Regions from separate parts of the Homo sapiens genome. Here region 2 is linked to region 1. Evidence: chromatin loops called from intact Hi-C (ENCODE). Cell type or tissue: mammary epithelial cell. All regions are shown on one strand. Links, peaks and the distances in the headings refer to the core of each region. The heading gives the core; the rest is flanking DNA.

Evidence for each region. Peaks named below come from ENCODE experiments on the same cell type or tissue, not always from the same donor. Only the 100,000 strongest peaks of a DNase experiment are listed, where the experiment ranks them.
Region 2: it touches region 1 in a loop (2.5-fold over the local background); 3 of 110 quality-filtered maps call a loop at or near these places.

What each region holds. Positions count from the first base shown.
Region 1 is chr12:58,440,807-58,446,194 of GRCh38, reverse strand. LOC105369788 (a long non-coding RNA gene) reads right to left here and starts at 1,638. Exons shown (of 4, transcript XR_945006.2): 1 at 1,566-1,638. In mammary epithelial cell, for the core only: a CTCF peak has its summit at 2,438 (motif pointing right); no DNase peak of the experiment used is centred there.
Region 2 is chr12:59,085,104-59,090,491 of GRCh38, reverse strand. All of the region lies in intron 3 of LRIG3-DT (LRIG3 divergent transcript), which reads right to left. Among named protein-coding and RNA genes, the nearest start is that of LRIG3-DT, 170 kb to the right of the region's middle. In mammary epithelial cell, for the core only: a CTCF peak has its summit at 3,210 (motif pointing right); no DNase peak of the experiment used is centred there; H3K27ac peaks cover 126 bases.

The DNA of each region.
Region 1 (5,388 bases), core at 65-5,064:
TATGGATCAATTATGAGTTTAATGGCATGCCAATAAAGGGATGAGGAATTAGAAAATGAAAAGTGTGCCTTGAAAAAAGAATTATTGCATAAAAAGGAGAAACAGTATGAGGGAAAAGAGCTAAATGACTCAAAAGATATCATAGTGTTTGGGAACTCTGCTGGCAGCTTCTAACCTTGTGAAGACTAACTTCCTAGTTAATATCTGTGCAAATTAAGTGATGAAATTCAGTTAAACTGGTCTATTTTTGATAATGTGTTTACAATGATTTTTTTTAAGTCTAGCAACTCTCTACTACTTCAGGTAAATAAAAATCAAATTTCATTTTATTAAAGGAAGACTTCTACAATTATAGCAGCAAATACTTTGAGACTTGTCAAAATTATGCTGGCATAAGCACACTTCCAATGAACAATAAAAGAAAAAGCTGTTGGAAAAGAAAGTTTATAAACTGCTCATGAGGGAAAGTTTTTTTGAAAATTTTTTCACAGTGGTCTTCTTTAACAGTAGAGAAGAACATTCTAGTACCCCAAACTCCTCTAAGTGACAATATTTTCTATGTCTATTTGCTATCTAAAGGACAGTCTAGGGATAAAATTCTTCATCATTGCTTTGAACCAACTAAAAAGTTTCACATTTTGTGAGTTCAATAGGATTGAGAAAATGTCCAAAAATAGGTGTTTATATTTCCAGCATAGCTTATTTCCCCATAAAATGATAGAATAGATTCTTAGCTCAGCCACAATATAGCTTTCCATCTCCCTCTCACTATGACTTGAAAAACTCAATTATCTCAATGTCTGATATGGTCTGGGTCAGTTCTGTAATTACAGCTAAACTCAAAGTTCTAGCAGGTTCTGCAAACAAACACTGATAATTCTAAGGGTAAGGTTAAAGCTTTATTTCTTACTTTTAAAAAATATATATCCCCTATTTGGCTGCTGGAAGATGAAAAATATGGCAAAGACAGGTATTTAAAGGACCATACAATAACCACAAAAATTAAAAACAATTATTTTAATGACCTGGTGCCCCTGTTCTAGAGTCCACTGATTCTTGTAACTCTTATGTTCCACCAAAATCTACTCTATTCATTAACTTTTTGAGGAAATTGCTCTCATTCAATAGGGTTACCAAATAAAACACAAATATTGCATGGGACATACTTATACTAAAAAAATTATTCTTTATTTATCTGAAATTCTTACATAAATATGCATCCTGTAGTTTTGTTTTCTAGGTTCAGCAAGTACATGGAATATTACTGGAAGGACTCTTGTCCTTTCCCAGGAACCCTTCCCCTCCCTCCTGGGGATATCTAGGATTTTGACACTAATCTTGTTACCGCAGAGCTATACTAGAAGTTCAAACAAACAAAATCTATGTTACTCACATATAAAACCTTCAGTGTCCAGGTTTCATAGAGACAGGGATGTTTCCGGAGCTGTCTAGGTGTTTAACTCCTCCCTTCCCACTCACCCACACAGACACACACAAACACACACACACACACACACACACACACACACACACATAACACACAGAGGTAATAAGCTAATGTTCACCTCATTTTCCCCTCCAACAAGACAGAGTAGATCTTGTAAGCAGGAAGAAAAGCTGCTTCTATATGTCCCAGCACAATGGCCCTCCTGTGAGCACCATACAGGCTCCTTGGCCTGCACCATCATTGTCTGCTTTATTGGTTGCTTCCACTTGATAGGCCATGTCATTGTATCATTGAACATCCACATAAATAGACTCATGTTTATGCTGTAATTAAAAGGGAACAGTTTGGGTTACTGGAACAAGTCTCTCCTTGTCGCAGTTTTTTGCACACCAGCTAGAGAAGATCTCTGATCTACGCTGGGTCATTTTTCTCCTACTTAGTCCACCAAATCCCCAGCTGCTGGCTCAGGCCCACCCGTTGATTAGTACTGTCCTGTATGATACTCTTGTTGCGGTTAAAAGGAATTAACAGTCCTCTAGTCTAAACCCCGTGTTTGACAAACAGGGCTCTTGAAGTCCAGAGAGGTGATGTAACACATGGCGACCACGGAGATATTTAGCAGCCTGTACTGGACAAGGTCCCAGGTCTTCCAGCCATTCAGTGTTCTTTCCAGCACCACCCTGTGCCTCCCTCAACAACATACCTTTATCTAAGGCAGAACTGACAAAGTCGAGTCCGAGGAAAATAATTCTTGCTAGGCAGTATTATAGGAAATTGCTTTATAAAACAGACAATTAATTTGCTCACTTATAACAAATGACCATGTCCCTTGTGGAATAAATACTAACTCCTATCTAGAGCAGGGTTAGCAAACTTTTTCAATAAAGAGCCACACACTATCTGTGTGTCTCACTCAAATCTCCCTTTAGGAGAACCTGCTGTGAGGAACATAGCTTATTAAGAGGCTCCAACTGCCACATTTTTCAGTCCACCAGGAGGCATCATTTGCCCCATAACCACATTCTCCTAGGGCTATTCTCAGCCCATAACTGAATATGCTGGGGGTACTACAGTGGGCCATTTCTGTCTAACATGAGATTACTCTAAAGCAAAGGGTGGAAACTTTTCTATAAAGATCCAGATAATTAATATTTATATTTTTCCATCCACATGTTCTCTGTTGCAACACTTTAACTCTGCCAGTTAAGCATGAAATCAGTCATAGGCAATATGTATATGAATAGATATGACTGCATCTCAATAAAACTTTAATTACAAAATCAGGTAGCAGGCCAGATTTGTCCCATGGGCCAAATAGTTTGCCAACCCTAGCTTGAAAGAGCTCAGGGACTACCCCTTGACCTGGCAGAACATTTCTCAGAACTGTGCATGATCTGAGGCTCTTCCTACTCAGTCTTTCCCTCCATCTCTCCTTTCACTTCTTTCAGACCTGTCCACTCCTGCTCTCTACCTACTCCTCCTCCTTCCAGTTCTTATTCTTCACAGGTGTTTCACTCAATAAAATCTCTTGCATATTTCATTCCATGTTGGTATCTGCTACTTTGAAGATGCAACTGGCACTCCTTGTATTTATTTTAAATGTGATTGGCTGCCAGTAGATTCTGTGTAAGTTAGGAATAAAATGAGACACAAAGTAAAAATTGCTGCATTGGTCCCATTCAAGAAAAAAAAGTAACTAAAAATAAAATGATATACGTAAGTTAAATATATTATAAGGTGTGAAAGAGGGAGAGAGTATAATGTCATAGAAATTATAAAGGACTGCCCTCAAAAGATCTGGGACAAGCTCTTGCTTTGCCTTTTTCTAGCCCTATGGCCTTCACTCTTTAAACTCATCTCAGAAATGGCTTCATCCCACATTGCCTGCCTCACAGGATTATCAAAAGCAAATCACTAGCATTCACGTCATCACCTGTGTTTGTTATCACATTTGAATAGTTGCACCTCTTTTTATCCCTAGTTAGAGCCACATCATTTCATTGAGGAGCTGAATTTTTTATTTTATAGGAAATTTAAGGTTATTCCCTGTAGAGGTATAACAAAGCCTACGTACACTTCAAATAAGTTATCCTGGCTGGCCCTTGTCCTTAGTTGGAATATGATGATAATGCAGCCAATGTGGCAAACTTGATCCCCTCATTGACCAATTTACTTTGAACTGAGGACAAACAAGGCATGTCTCACCTGTGTCAACAGGCCTACTTCCAAAAGGAACAGATAAACCATCACCATTACAGAAATAAATACTCAAATTTCATCTTCTTTCTACAGTGGACTGACTAATAATGCCATCTTTTAATCTACCAGGCTCAAACCAAAGATTTCTCAGTGGCCCCTCCAGACTGAAATGGACTGGTATGAGTTACCCTTGATATGAAAGGAGGCAAGAGAAATAACTGAAAATATCCTCGAGTTTGGGTTTATTAGAGAGAGAGGCACAGAAGACAACAACCAGATTCATTCTGTACCTGTGTGATTTTCAACAGTCAACATTAGCGTATTGGTGCAGGATATGTAAGATAACTCCTTTGTCAAGAGATTGGAGTGACAATAACAGACTCAAGGACTCAAAGTGTAAAAAGAATCATACGAAAGGAGAAAGGTAAAAGGCTAAGAAAAGGCTTTCAAGAATACATATTAAATTGTGAGAAATAAATGTAAATCTATAAATCAGTCACAAAGTTTACTTATCATTTATTCAAAAATATTAATCACCTACTGTGTGCTAGCCGCTGCTCAAGATACAGAGATGTTGGGGTGACCAAGATAGGCAAGAGTCTGCTTACATTTCATCATGAGAAGATAGCCCAAAAAAGCAACCCATACTTAATTATTACTTTTAGAGGTTGATAACAGCTAAGAAAATAAACCCAAGTAAAACAAGACAGAGAGAGGAAAGGCGAATTTGGATAATGTGATTGGGAAAGTGTCCCAGAAGCAGTCACTTTTAAGCCTAGACACAAATGAAGAGAAGAAGACAGCCACAGGACACCCTGGGGGAAGAGGTTTGTGTATAAAGGAAATGGTAAGTGCAAAGGCCCTGAGGCAGGCACAAGCCCAGAAACAGAAAGAAGGCCTGTATGCCTGGAGCTTAGTGAACCAAAAAAGTAGTGTGAAATAAGATCACAGGGTAGGCAGGGGCCAGATCTGGCTTTCGAGGTCATAATAAGGAGCTCAGATTATTCCAAGTGAAATGGGAAGCCATTGGAGACTTTTATCATCAGATTAATAGATGGAGATAAGCAGATCAACCAAAATGACTCCTTAAAGGTATAGACTTTCTCTTGCTTACTCCTCCATCCCCTTGACAACTAGTCAGTGCTTAAAACACATGGTGCGTTCTCATTAATGCACATTGCATTGAATTAAGAAAAACAATTTATGTCCATCTTGCACTGATCCTTATGAGCCCCTTAAGGGATATAATTTAAAAAAAAAATAATTTCAGTGATGAGAAAAATATCCGGTATTGTAATTTTCAGAAATATCTGTGAATGAATGAATGATGCAGATACTGAAATTGGAGAGTGGAAGACACATTTGCTAGACTGATTTCATCCTGGGGAGAAAGGGTACTTTTAGGATCCACTATAGCTAGTGAACAATTTTGAGAGAGAAAGGGAGCTGCTGTAAATCATGTTGGGACAACAGGTGTGAAGTGGGACTATCTTGAATACTCCACAACATATGGTCACCCTGAATATAGTTTCTATTAAATAAATCTCCCCAAATCGTCAACTCTATCCACTGTTCATTAGCTCCAGACTTAAAAGAAAACTTCTGATTACTATTTTCTTAACTTACTTTGTTTTCAAACCAAGCTAACAAGAAGAACATTAATGTCTCGATCAATCCTTTAGTTAGAGATTAACATATGAATAAAACAGGTAGATTCTTCTCACTTCTTCCACTGAGATAGC
Region 2 (5,388 bases), core at 200-5,199, 640 kb before region 1:
AGGAAGACTGCACAAGTAAAGTACCATTTTCATCACAACATCTCAAGGGCAAATACTGTCAAGATGACTTGTCACTGTTGATGTTAACCTTGATCACCTGGCTGAGGTGTCGGGTTTATGCACTATGAAGTTACTATTTTCCCCTCTTTCCATACTGCAGTCTTTGGAAGAAATGCACTATGCACAGCCCAGATTAAGGAGTCAGGAGTTATGCTCCACCTCTGTGAGTTGCCCTAAGAGGTGGGCATCCTGAGTTTATTATGGTTATGATGAGGTTTTTATAATGATTATAATCACTAAAGTTCCGGATCTTTTTCACCAAGACTGGGGGAAAAACGTAGACTCAAGAAAGGAAAAAGTGGATATTTAACAAGTATTGCTGACTGAATGAATGAATGAATCCATAATACAGCAACTGGAAGTTATTGGTTTGTTCAGTAAAGAATTTCAGAACAAATAATGATCTGAGATGTTTTCTTTTTAGTGCTCCCAAAGGTGACCTTATAAGAGTTAGAAATAGCCACTGTATTTGAGTCATATGCATCCTATTACCAAATGATTTCTAGGGCAGCAAAGCCTACGAGTTAGACCATTGCGTTCTGCCACTAGACACACATGTTCAAATCCAAGGTCCTCCTCTTTGCCATTCAGTGTCTCATCTCTAATACAATAGTAGTACCTACCTCCTGGGAGAGCAGTGAGTATTGAATATGTAAACATTTGGAAAGCCCTTGACATACTGTCTAGCACCCAGTAATTGCTGTGAAACATAAATTTGATCCTTTTTGCATATACTATATTTATAGGTTTTTATATTTCAAAAATTAAAATGTAAAAGGTCTAGCAAGAGGGGATGATATCTTAAGCCTACGCAGTTTTTTAGAAAAACAATTAATTAGAAATTAAAATATATTTTAAAGAATGACAAGCATCTTAAAAGCAAGTAATTTGTTTGATTTTTGTTTTGTTTTGCATTGTTTCCCCTATAGAAACAGCTTATTTTGATGCTGAGGATAAATGGCATAATTTGTGTTTGAACTGTTTCTTTCCTAATTGTTTTTCCTCTTTAGCTTTTTTATCCCTTACTTTGTGCAGAACTTTCCTATTGGGTCACTAGTGAGTAAGACCTTTGAATAGACAGCCAGTATATTCACTGGTACACTCTATTTATTTCAAAGTGTTGCTTTTCTCACTTCGCTCCTTTGCACCTAAAGTATTTTAAATTTGATTGCCGGGGAACTACCCTCAAATAGTAGATCCAGTATGGGAAACTGGACTTGTTTAACTTTTGCCATTAAGAACACTATAAAAATGGAGCAAGCAAAAGGTTTCTTTCTTCTAAAAACAGCATTCTCCTGGAGTCAGATAGGTGTTAAATATTTATCATGCTCTCTCACTTGCACTTACAATTTCAACTTCACATTGAGCTTCATCGTAAGTCATGAAAAGTCCTAACTTTCTGGGCTAAGATTCATTTATGAAGGAATCTTAAAGAATTCTACCACCAGACGCTAAAGAAAAATAGGTCATTGTTTGTGATTGAGTACTAGTTGGAAGACCCAGAGGGAAAATTTGACAGGAATTAGTGCCTTTTCCAACGTTCCCATAGCCAGCTGGAGATAGCGCTGACTCATCATTGGGATCAGAACACAAGGTTTTCAAGACCTCCTCACAAGGCCTTACTCAACAAATGCTTTTTGTGGATATAGAGTGGCCCAAAGGAGAGAATTTACTGCTTCATGTCTGAGTTATAATCAATTCAGGGATTATCAAATAAAGAGGGATACTAAAGAAAAAACGGTATCAATAGATCATCTCTTTCTATTCACAGTCTTTTCAATTTGATTCTCTACTACCTTCTAACACACACTAAGATTCATTAATATTTAATACTATGAAGGCCCCAAAAATGTGTGATAAAAAATCTTTGAAGCATGCCTAATCTCCCATGCTCTGACCTCCACACACAGCACGTGTTTTTGTGCCCAAAGAAGCATCTTATTTAAGGTGTTTTTTCTCTAATCCAAAGCTATAATGTGGAGACTCTAAACCTAACTGCATTTTAAAAGAATGTATAAATGAATCTTTTAGTTCATTTTGTACGTCAAAAGTGGTTCAATCTAATAATTATTGTCATCAACACAATTAGGGCGCACAGAAATCTGAAATTCAAGAAATTAATATTGGTACATAGAAAGCCTCAGGATTCATTATTTGTATGTAATGGGAAAGAACTATTTTAGATTATGCTTCTCCTCTCCTAACGCAAAGCCAGCAGTTGTACTGTCTCCATCATTCAAATTCAATTCCCATTCACACACAGACATACCACTTACAACACAAACACACACACACATACACACACACCTGCAACACTTAAGAGATGATTTTTCATACTCCATTTGTGCAATAAGAACTTGAGCTAGTTTTCAGAATATATTAGAAACACGTAAACCTTCTTTGAAAATATGGTTGATGAAGACTCCATGGAAAATCTGACTTTGAACAAATGCAGTGAGAAGTCCAGAGAATCTTCTGTAATATTTATTAAAAGCCTTGCCCAGGGAAACAACTACTGCATGCCAACCACGTGGGGCATAATTGATAAGGGGTGTAAGAGAAGCAGAGTAAAACATGCCAAACCGATGGTGAAAAAAGAGAGTGCAGACCAAATCAAAGATATTTTTTTCTCTGATTAGTTCTGGCTAAGGGTATCATCAATTCCTTTTTGAGAAGTTATTAGGAGTTAAGACATAATCTGTACTGTACATGTTTTATAAATTATAGCATGGTCTTATAGGGAATCAATGAAGTTTATGCAGATAGACAAATAGACATGTAAGTCTAACTAATCATTCCCATCAAGATTCTAGTGGCTGAAACACACTTGTTGCTCTTTAAATGTACATCTTAGGTTACCTACATATCACAGTAAAAAGGACATTACTAATCCACCTTCACAGCCACACAGATAATTGGGTTTTCTGGCCAATGGCAGCAATCATCAGTGTTATATTAATTTCCTATAGATTATAGGAGGCCAAATGAGGAAATGGAATAGAAGGGATAGAATTTGAATGATCACTGTCACTGCTGGTTTACAGCCCTCTCATGTGTGTAGTTGAACCATTATAAGAAAAGTATAAACATTGTTTTCACTTGCCACAATCAACTCATAAACCCAAGTGAGTTTTTCCACCCCAGGCACTGCAGACAGAAGGGGGCATTGCAGCTCTATAAAATACACTGTGGATTTTTTTATTTTTATTTTTTTAATTTAGGTGTACTGAACTACCACCAACTACAAATTTGTGAGGGTCTGTGGTTTAACTCCAATCATAATAAAAATATGGAACTCTATATTCTACAGAATGAATTGAGTGACAGCAGAGAGACACAAGAGCTATAGTTAAGACACTTTTCTAAAAAAAAGTAAGATGATAGGCAAGAGACCTTTGGCAACTTAAATTTGATTTGGTAATAGATAAACTCCACCCTTTCTATACATTTGGTACCAGTGCTATCTCCTCTTCTGAAATGTAAAGGCAACATTTCTGCCTTGGGCAATTTGAAACCATAATGAATTCATTTTATTCTTCTTGGATATTATTCATTGGGGTGAGAGTTGCAAGAGAGGAGAACAAGAGTAAAATATCCTTAGACAGGCAGTTTCAATGATGTGGTTCCAACAATGATCATGCCAGATGTCTGATGGCAAGTCCTATTATTGTGATACTTCCCGCCCAATAAGAAGTTTGGAAAGTCAATAGATGCCCTGAAACTATTGCTTCCAAAGCTCAACTTAGAGTTCCTCCATCTCTTTCTGACCCTTGGTGTAGCAGTTTAATCAGATGTATCAGAACAGACAGCTGTGGTTCCCTTTTCGTTCTGAAAATAATGAGACCAAGAGTCTGTGAGTCTCTCCAACAGACAAGACACCTCCTCCATTGACAGACGTCTCCTTCCAGCTGCTTTTAACAATTTGAAATTGATTGAATCTGCAGGCTTTGAGGGATAATAGCCCCTCTTAACATTTTGAGAGGTACACAACTTGAAATGTTTCATCGTATTTCATTTCAGTGTTTCACACCGCTCTTCATTTAACCATCCAGGAAATGTAAACAGGACACTGCTTCACACTCCTGAGAGCCTGTAACGTTAAAACTTGTTTGCATGACCCTCACTGAGTAGCCTAATTAATCATCTCTGGGTGGTAGACTACACAAAATCACATTAGTCAGTTAAGTACGCATTGCCTATATCAGCAAATACTCTGCAAATATATTTTTTGGAAGTGGTGAAGGTGGCTGTCTTGCTCTTTAATGTTTAAATGTTTAGCATTTATGTTTTATTTGACTGCTAAAATTTCAAATTTCCTATAAGCAGAAGTATACATATAACATGGTACCTGAAGCACAATTTAAATCAGAATCATGTCCTAATTGTAACAAATTTCTGAAAGGCAAATAGTATTAGCTTAGGTTTTTTTTCTAAGGCAATACTAGAATCCATGTTCATCATTCAGACGTCCATAATCATTAGCGGCTCTTACTTGGCTACCTACCAAGAAGTATTCTTTGTGCATCATAAACTCTTTAGACAAGGTTTCCTAAGGGCTGCCTATAATCCGAGAATATTTAATTTTGGGTTTCAGTTCCTGCAGTGTCATTACAATGCCCAGTCTCCTATCTCTCTTACTGCCTTGTATTTATTCCTAACTACAGCACAAAGATTAACTGGATAATTGTTTTTACATTCTCCCTGGATTCTTCAGGATTAGATTCCATAGAAAGGGAACCCATTAAACCTTTCGGGTGCAAAAGCACAAAGAAGCAAACAAATAACCATTAACCCTCCCACCACCCCCAGATCCCTGCCAGTAATTTTATAATATGTGTTCAGCATATGTACATCAGACAACAGGAGCTTCATGGAAGAAAAGTAGAATATCACTCTTATTCTGATAATTAGACAAAAGGACACAGAAAACGGCTACACTAGCATACATGACCCAGATGAGAACTATTTTAAAAACCTTTTTTTCTAAAAAAAAAAAAAAAAAGAGAGAGAGAGAAAGAAAAGCCTGCCAGTTGTACATGTATTTCTGACTTTTTAGAAAGGTTCTAGCTGTATGAGATCTGGAATCAAAACCTAATGTGACCTACATAAAAGAAACGCTCTGATTCCCTAATTAAACCAAGCTGTGGCTGCAGGCTCTGCAAATAGCTGCCAAAAAATCATCCAATCAATCTTTCGACTGTCCTCCAGGAATGTAGCAAGGAGGGTGGAGAGGCCGAAGATGGCCGCGAGGATGCGGAGGCCAGGGAATGTCCTTGTTCATATGCTTGCCCCACAGTGAGGGTCCTGCATTTCCAGCACACAACACCG